Regions from separate parts of the Homo sapiens genome. Here region 2 is linked to region 1. The links are chromatin loops, found by intact Hi-C in ENCODE. Cell type or tissue: A673. All regions are shown on one strand.

The links. Hi-C counts contacts between places; a loop is a spot of excess contacts. Peaks named below come from ENCODE experiments on the same cell type or tissue, not always from the same donor. Only the 100,000 strongest peaks of a DNase experiment are listed, where the experiment ranks them.
Region 2: a loop joins it to region 1, with 2.5 times the contacts of the local background. A loop is called at or near these places in 2 of 110 quality-filtered maps.

Annotation. Positions count from the first base shown.
Region 1 is chr6:68,982,927-68,987,926 of GRCh38, forward strand. All of the region lies in intron 10 of ADGRB3 (adhesion G protein-coupled receptor B3), which reads left to right. Among named protein-coding and RNA genes, the nearest start is that of ADGRB3, 350 kb to the left of the region's middle. In A673, a CTCF peak has its summit at 2,753; no DNase peak of the experiment used is centred here.
Region 2 is chr6:69,485,920-69,490,919 of GRCh38, forward strand. No RefSeq gene overlaps it. Among named protein-coding and RNA genes, the nearest start is that of LMBRD1, 310 kb to the right of the region's middle. In A673, a CTCF peak has its summit at 1,978 (motif pointing left); no DNase peak of the experiment used is centred here.

The sequences.
Region 1 (5,000 bases):
TGGCTTACCTCAGAAAAGATCTCTACTTTCTGGAAATTTAGTTCATCTCATTCTCACTACTTACATAGCTCTCTGATGTCCTTGAAAGTGTCATTTTTGTAATTTATGTGAGTTTTTCTAGTTGCAATGACAAAATCATTGGTCTTATATAAGTGAGACATTATCCCAAACCAGTAAATTTAAATTGTATTATAAAAAAGAAAAATAATCTTTAGTCACATATGATTGTGTTCCCTTGGAAATTTTAAGGAAGCCTAATATGTATATGAAATATCTCTAATAAATATACTTTTTTTCTATTTTTAACCTTATAACTTACTACTGATTATATCACTAAAAGCTGAGGAGATTTTTAAGCTTCTCCCAAAGTATGCCTTTAGTGTGGCTTGGAGGATAAATGTTAGAGTCAGTTTTAGGCATTGAAACTTTTTGAAGTGTCTTCACGGCCATACCACTCTGAATGGGCCTGATCTTGTCTGAAAGTTTTTGAAGTGAAACTTATTTATAGGATAGAATATAATTGTATAGTATATAACATATATATAGTATATATATAATTGTATAGTATAATTGTAATTGAATATAATTGTATAGAAAAGTATATTTAGACTAATACCAAAGGGAAAAAAATTACAAAAGAAACTATACTGTGTTATTCAATCATTTATGTATCCATTCATCTACCCATTAATTCATTATACAAATAATCATTGACCTTTAACTATGTGCCAAGTAGAGCTCAAGGACCTGGAGAAGCAACTTGAATGTAACACACAATAAATTCAATGTAAATATAAATAGACAGGAGATGCGATTAAAAATAATTACAAATTCTTATATGTTAAAGGAAATTAGCAGGGTGCCAACATACAGAATAATGTTTGGAAACGACTTCAGATTAAAATAAAATAAAATAAAAAACAGTGAGGTCTCTCTATTTCTTCTTAGAAATAACATTTAATACTGTGACCTGAAAGATGAGATGAATGCATGAGATAAACATGTAAACGGTAGAGAGAATGACTATGTCAGGAAATGACAGCACATTCCATGTAGCGAAAATAACATATGGAAATACCTTGAGGTCTTTAAGAAAGCAAAAAGATCTACTGGCCAGAGGTAGTAAGCAAGAAGAGAGTGTCATGACATGAGGCTGGAGAGAGCTGTGCCTTAAGGCCTTTGCTAGGAGTTTGGATTTAATACTAAGTGCAATGGGAATGCATTGAGAAGAGGGATGGTTTGATTAGATCTAATTAAAGAGGGTCATATGAGGTTTCTATGGAGGATAGACCATAGGGTGGCAGGACTGGAAACTTTGAAACCTGCTGCAGTAATCCAGACGAGAGATGATGGTGTCTTTTATTAAGGTTAGTAATCACATTTGGCTGGTTATAATGTCATTTTTCTGAGGCAGGGAAGGCAGGGCCATGAGGAATAATTTGGGACAGATGAGGTTTTGGGTTGTCAAAGGTTGTTTCTATTAAATCTGGAGAATGTAATTGGATATGGGAGTCGGAAACTCAGATTCTAATTTCTGGACAGGAAATAATTTTGGAAGTCATCAACACAAAGAACAGGAGATTAGGAAGTAAAAAATGGTTGTGTATTTATCCCTTTCTAAATTTTGATAATGAATGAGAGCAGAAGAATAGGGTAGTAGTTAGGAGGATGTGTAAGGCCAAAAAAGGGTTTTGTATTATTTTGTTTTGTTTTAAATGAGAAATATTATAACATTTTTATATGTTAAAATAAATGATCCAGTAAAAATTTAGAAGAGAAACATGAAAAATTAAAGAAAACCCAAGAAGGCAAAAAGAAATGTTAGCCATAGCAAAAGTCAAAAAATTCACTTTGGTAGGAAAAAAGATACTTTCTCCTTTATAACCAGAGGAAAGCAGATGGGAAAGATGAATACAGTGAAAAGAGCTTAGTGGGTTTTGTGTGGGAGAGATTATGGGGTTTTCATCTGATGGATTTTTTTTTTCTCCATTTAGTATGAGGCAGGATCATTAGCTAAGAGTGAGGATTTAGGAGGAAATGTGTGTCTTTCCAAGAGAGATGAAAAGGTATAAAACAGTAATTTCCAGAAGGTTGAAAATAAGCCTATTAGAGAAATATAATAGGATTAGCAGGCTGCATTGTACAACCTGAAGTCTGAAATACAGAATTTAGAGTATAGCTGTCAGTTTAGTTATGATTTTTCTCCAACAAAGTTGAGCTACTTGTATGCAGGTGCAGGGAAGGTATTTGTTAAAGCCTTGCTATTCAGAATGTTTTCTGAGGACCAGAAGTGTCCGCAGCACCTGAGAGCTTGTTAGAAATGTAGCATCTTAGACTGCCCCAGACTTACGTTATCAGAATCAGCAACTTTGAAAAGTGCTCTTTGTGATTCACTGCACATTAAAGTTTGAGAAACACTGTGGTAGATTTTATCCAGCGTTGATATTTTGATGAATCAATCCATTGGCATTAGAGAGAGGCAAAGAAGTAAAATGACTGTTAGTTAGCATCATACCATCACAAAACATATTATATTAGGTGATATCTGATTTTCCTCTTCTGGGCATATGGGAGGATTGTACTTCCTCACCCCCTTGATGTTAGGTACCTATGTGACTAGTTCTGGTCAATTGGTTGTGCATGGAGGTGACCATTGCCATGTCAGGCCTGAGAGTGTCATTCATTGCCATTGCAAGGTCTTTTATCCTCCATCATCTCAAGCCCTTGAAGGACTGTAATAAACAGAGCCTCCCTGATGATGTGGGTTGCATATGCGGTGTGATAAATATTCCTTTGTGGCTTTCAGGTACTGAGATTTTGAAGTAGTTAGTACAGCATAATCTATCCTATTCTGACTGGTGTACAATCCCTAGAACCAGAAAAGTCAAGTAATGGAAATAGAATTGAGAAATCTACAGAGAAACATCATGTTACTTAGTGCTCTGCTTCTGATTGGGGAGGTTTCTAAAAGCTTGGGCACCAGTCTGTGGCCACTATACTGTTTTGAGCTCACAGAGCATGCTCTAGTTCCATCTGCTGGCTCAAAATATTTATGAGAACATCTAGATTTGTTTGATGTTTAGAAAAGACGTCTCACCTACATATGTCCTTTGCTCAGGATTGCAGTTTTGTCAAATTCTAGCCAAAAACTCTGAAATTAAAGCTATTCCTTGTTTATATTGGATAGGCAAATTTACTATGCTCTCATTCTTATTTTGGAAATTTCAGGTTTTACAGCAAAATATGCACAGTTTATACCTGACTCAATTTTCTCCATGGCTCAGTTTATTCCCAACAATAATTTTCAGTTCTCAAATTCATGCTGTCCAATCTCTCACTTCAGATATTCCTCAGACAAGAAACTGGGATATCTGAAGCACTTTTGGCCAAATGCTGTTCAACACACCATTCTGAGTTCTATGTGATACCTACATGATTCATGCAGTGAAATTCTGGACCAAATCTGCCCTATCATATCGTCTCCAGACAATGATTTTATTTTCAGACTTGATGTTTCCACTTTAGGGCAACTCTGAGATGAACACAAACTCTTCGTATCAAACATAGGGAAAATTAAGAAATATTCATTTACCAGAACTAAGGGTATACCTTCTTTTTCACATAGAATAATCTCTATATTTCCTGGAGACTTCAGGTAGATTTATAAATAATCAAATGCCATTGTCCAATGAGTGACTTTGGTCTTAGGAAATTACAGATTATGAACTAAATTAAAAGATGTATATTTAGATTGTTGCTTTATGAAAAAAGCTCTATGTATAATTATCTTTTAATTGAAGCCACTTAGAACTGTGAAAGCCTTTAACATACCTTGCAGATGGGCTGTAGGAGTTGATGCTGAAAATAATATATAAATATGTGATGTTTAAAATGTATCATTTGCACAGAGCAACTATGATAAACCTTTTTTTAATATTCACACAATAGCGGCAACTGTGGCTGGCAGTAGGAGGCTTGAAATGAAAAGAATAAGGTTATTTCAGAAACACACCTACTCTTTAAACCATGACCCTCTCCACATCTCTCTATAAAAAGAACAAGGAGGCTTAATCCAGAACTCTGAAGAGCAACTATTTTTAGACTCATTTTTCCCCCTTTCACTGTTGATCTTCTCAATAGTAGTAAATATGAATGACACAGAAACTTTTAAGACTTGTCCTTTGGAGCAATAATGCTCACAGTGTTGCAATGTGAGCAAGCATAATCACTGATAATTATAATTTTAAAAGGAAATATGAAAATTACAAAAAACCTTTCTGAATTATTTCCATGATTAAATTACAATAATCAAAACATGCTACCCAAAGGAAATGGAGTCCTTAAGGTAACCTTGGGTTTTATTCAACCTCCACTTGAGTAAAACTACCTACAAAATCTTCTATAGGTATTGGTAAATGGCTTTAGAAACGGTTACACATTATATTCCATAAAAACAACTACTACTCAAATAATTTTCAATACCTCAAGAGTCCGGTAAGTTGTTTCATGTCTTTTGTTTCTTCATATGAAAAAGATTGAATTTCTCCTTAACGCAAACATGGTTGATAATGATTTTTAAATATTCTGGACAGATTAAACATACGAACACATTTAAATATTGTCAAAATGCTTATTTTGACAATTTCTAATGAAAGCACCATATAAAACCTGAGTGAAGCATATAGTATTAGTTAAGCACATGAACTAAGGATCAGACTGCCTGGGCTCAAATCTCCATAGTCACTACTTAGGAGCTATGCAATCCTGGAGAATGCAGTTAACCTTACTAAGTCTCCACTCCTTCATCTGTAAATGTGAATCATTATGGCACCTCCAAGGATTGTTTTAAAGCTCAAGTGAGGTACCCCTTATAAAACATGTAGTCTCATGCTTGCGATATAATCAGAATGATAAATGATTGTTGTTATTATTTTCTAAAGGTAGCAAGTATATAACTGTAGATGTCTAAAATTTCTGAATTCATTTGCCTACTTATATTA
Region 2 (5,000 bases), 500 kb after region 1:
AGCAAAGACTTGGAACCAACCCAAATGTCCAACAATGATAGACTGGATTAAGAAAATGTGGCACATATACACCATGGAATACTATGCAGCCATAAAAAATGATGAGTTCATGTCCTTTGTAGGGACATGGATGAAGCTGGAAACCATCATTATCAGCAAACTATCGCAAGGACCAAAAATCAAACACCGCATGTTCTCACTCATAGGTGGGAATTCAACAATGAGAACACATGGACACAGGAAGGGGAACATCACACACCAGGGCCTGTTTTGGGGTAGGGGGAGGGGGGAGGGATAGCATTAGGAGATATACCTAATATTAAATGAAGAGTTAATGGGTGCAGCACACCAACATGGCACATGTATACATATGTAACAAACCTGCACGTTGTGCACATGTACCTTAATACTTAAAGTAAAATAAAAAAAAATAAAAAATAAAAATAAAATAAATTTTCTTTAAAAAAAGAAAAATTTCTGAACACTTTACAAAAGACAATGCTCAAAAAGCCAACAAAGATAACAAAGATATGAAAAGGTGTTCAACTTCATAGTTCATCTCATAAATGCAAGTTAAAACTACAAAAAGGTTTTATTACATGCTTACCATAATGGTAAAGAGGAAAATAAACAACAACAGAACAAAAATGGAAAATAAGTGTTAATAACATCTTACACACTTATACACTTCTCCTGGGAGAGTAAAATACTACAATCACTTTGTAAAACTTTTTGGCAGTATCTACTAAAGCCACCCATGCTGGGAAGAAAGAGTTCAAGTAGCTGGGTTTTAATTCATTCATTATCCTCACAAATGGAAGCCCTTGGGTGACAGAAAGGCTCTTTAGTCCATCCACTCTAATCTTCATAACTGGACCTCCAAATAAATAGATTAATAATATTTGCTAGGAAGAAGTGACTTTATCTCCAAAATGTCCCTGGCAGGATGTCCTGGTTCAGGATTACCTATGAAAAACAAACCCAAGATATACAAGAAATGGCTCTCATGAGAATGTCATTTAAGTTACATAATTCTTTGACTTCAAAATTTTTTGACTTCCCAATTTAAATGCTCCCGCTGTGTGAAATGGTGCTGCAAACTTAATATAGAGGTCTCATCTTTTATTCTGAGCCAGAAAGACATGTCTCACAGAAGAAAACAGAACCTGGGAAGCCAGCCTCAATGCCCCTATCTTATCTCTGCTTTTTCTGAAATGATTGTTTTCAAATTGAAATTAATTAGTAAAGCTTGCTAAGGTGTAAGATCTCTGATATATTGAGTTTGTTTTGATACTTTTATTCTGTGTCTTAGCTTATATGTACACAATAAGACCCAACAATTCTACTCTTAGGTAAATGCCAAACAAATCATTCACTGTGCTCTGCTAAACCTTGGAATTGTTATATTCATAACAGCACTATTCTTAATGGTCTCGAACTGGAAAATATCAAATGCCAATACAGAAAAATGAATAAATTGTGGTATATTCACACAATGGAATTCTATTCAAGAGTTAATGGCTTCAACTTGTTAATGTGTAAAGACTCAGATATATTACTATGCATGTTTCTATTTATATAAAGCATAATCAATATATGATACAGACAAAATGCAAACTAGATGTTGAGTTATAAAATTCATTGTTGCCTCTGTAACAGGCTTCTGAAGACATGCATATAACCTTCTGTGTTTTTTAAAGTCAGATAATGTATCTGTTCAATGTGACAAAATGTGGAGATGAATGATGAGAACAAAAACATACTAGGATTATAATTGAAAAGGAAAAAAAAACTTGTCAAATAGATAAAAACTTTGGAGATGACAAGTCATCTAATTGTTAATAGTTCTAATGCTTTTTACTTGGCTTTAAGAAAATATCCTTGCATGGAGTTTTAATGAAATATCAAACTGTTATATTTTAGTGGGGTTTTTTTTGGTTAAGAGTATGTAAAAAACTGACTCACATTGCTTTACTGCCACCTGATGGGAAGAACTAAAATTACAGGCACAGGAGATCATTCTTTCACTAGTTCCATCACTAGTTTATACTCATTTATTTTCACTAAAGTTTTGAAAGGTAACACTTATATATAGCTCACATGAATGTATAACTTAGGAAAAAATATTTCACTCCATATTGTCAATTTCTTAATTTTTTTCTAGTGTCATTGAAGAACCTTAAAACATTATCACTTAACTAATAATTCCAAATACATATTCCTACCTTCTGAAATGATGAAATTGGTCATGATGGTGTTGGTAATAATTGTAACACCAAACACCTTAAGCCCCTATTCAAAACATACTATGCTAAACCCTCTAATACAGGACATTTTAACTCAGATTTCAGTAGAATCTAGGAATCCATATGTTTGAATAGGAAAAATTACATCATTATTTTTACTAAACCTTAACTGAAATTTATCATTTCTTCCAGTAGAATTCTATTATTTCCCTCTATAGAAATAACAAATTATTTTCATCATACATTATACTTACAACAACTATCTCTAAAAACTTGTTTATGTTCATTACTACATTGAAACTTTGTTATTTGACTCATGATTAAAACTTGTTAATGTGTAAAGATTCACATATATTACTATTTCACATGATCTTTAATATTTTGATAACTATATTTCAATATAATTGAATATAACTGGTTTTCTCTATAACTCTATATATGATATTTTCCAATTATACCAAAGGCTTCTATGACCCTCCAAAATTAAGAATCCCTGAAATATCTCATTTACTCCTTATAACATCATGTCATTGACATTATCATCCCCATTTTAGAACTAAGGAAAATGAAGCATGTAAAGTTAAATGACTCTCCCAAGTTCACAAGACCAGTAACTCCCAGGGCTAGGATTAGAACCCAAATCCATCTGGCTTCAGAGCAGGATTCCTTAACCACCGGTCTATTGTGGCCTTTGGGAATTTAAAACCTGGGAGAGTGACTTTCACACTTATCTACAGAGGCCTGGGGTTCTTTGTATGTGCTACATTAGATGTAATGGGAAGCAGGAGGAACCATATCACAGGCAGATCAGTCCCTCGTTGATAATTGGAATTCTATTTAAAATTTTGTTTTACAAACATACATCCTCTAATATTTTTTTAAAAAAGAAGTTCCAAACTGTTGCCTAAAATGATAATGGACAAGTCTTAGTCATAAAACATACTTCTAAAAATTAGATATCAGACAGATAATTTCATTATCAGCCATTTCAGTAAGCCAATGCCCCAAATAAATTATTTTACTGGTAATTTGATCCTTCAAAATCTTAATCTGAGAAGCAACTAGGTTTTTACAGATGTAATAGAATATCCCCAGTTCTGACTCCTCAATTTCAACTATAGAACAGAGGAAAAATCACAGTACATCTCAACATTACATCCACCCTATGCATCCCCAACACTAAGCCCCTAAGTTTATTCTATAATTTGTATAAGACTTTAACTTTTTAAAATTTTAAGTTCAAGGGTAAAAGAGCAGATTAGTTACATAGGTAAACTTGTATTATGGGGGTTTGTTGTACAGATTTTTTCATCACCCAGGTATTAATCCTAGTACCCATTAGTTATTTTCCCTGATCCTCTCTCTCTTCCTACCCTCCACCTTCCAGTAGGCCCCCATGTGTGTTGTTCCCCTCTTTGGGTCCATGTGTCCATGTGTTCTCATCATTCAGCTCCCACTTATAAGTGAGAACATGAGATATTTGGTTTTCTGTTCCTGTGTTAGTTTGTTATGGATAACTCCATGTCTATCCATATCCTTGCAAAGGACACAATCTCATTTTTTATGGCTGTGTAGTATTCCATGGGGTATAAGTTCCACATTTTCTTTATCCAGTCTATTGGACTGGGAGATATGCTGAAAATATCTGATGACTGTCAACACGCTAGACATGGCTACAGTATATGTTTAATATACAGTCACTCAACCTCATTTCTACCTTATTTTTGTTATTAAATTAAACTGCTTGGCTTAATTGCTTCCTGTGGAATTTCTGTGTGTTTTCTGGAACAATTTCAAGATTATAGATTAAGCAGAGTTTTAGCTTTATGAGGATATCTTGCATGTTTGGAAATGCTACCTATTCAATTAAGAAGGCTTAAATTGAGGCAAGAAATCTTTTTTTTTAAGCATTTGATTTTTCCTTTCAGAGATCTTATTAGAGTTCACAAGCAGTAGACATGGGTTAGGAAAAAACTGATGAGTCATTTTTAAGGTTCACCCATTTTGTGTTGAGTCAGAAAGAGGTGCAGGAGCTGCCTAGGTCAGAATAAAAAGCAGAAGTTGATCCAGTATCTTTGTTTCTGTCATTAAATATATTACAGTGACCAATAGGTATGTCATTCAGCACTATTAGATTTCCCAGAAAATATTAAACTGATCTTTGAACATTATATTCCAGTGTCCCAGGATATAAAGAAATGAATGAAAAATAACTTGAAACACAGATGCTGCTAGATGAGAGAAAGAATATGATAAAATTGGAGGAAAATAAAACCATAGCTGTGGAGTATGTCTGCCCAAAAATCTTGTGAGTAAAATAGAGCGTCTCTGCACAGACTTTTCACTGATCCTAGATTTCTTAGAACTGCAACAAGGAGAAAAGCCTTCTATAATCCCTGGCTGGCCAGTAGCTTACACATCTGCTTTCAGATGAAGATCTCATTTCCTTGTAATCTCTCCTCTCCACCCCCAAGTCCCTGCAAAGCAACACAAAGAGCATGTAACTGATGTACATGTAGCACTGCATATATTACATGGCACTTTAAGTACAGACTAGTCTTCACAAACTGAACAAATGCTTATTGTATAAACAAAAACTTCATATGGAGTGGATTTGATTACCCTAGTATTCTCTTTTCTTTTATAGATTACCTCTAATCAATAATTACCAACCTTAAGAACGGGTAAATCATTTCTTCTTCCCTCCCCCAACTGCCTGCATTAAAATATCAGACAAATATCAAAGGACAGAAA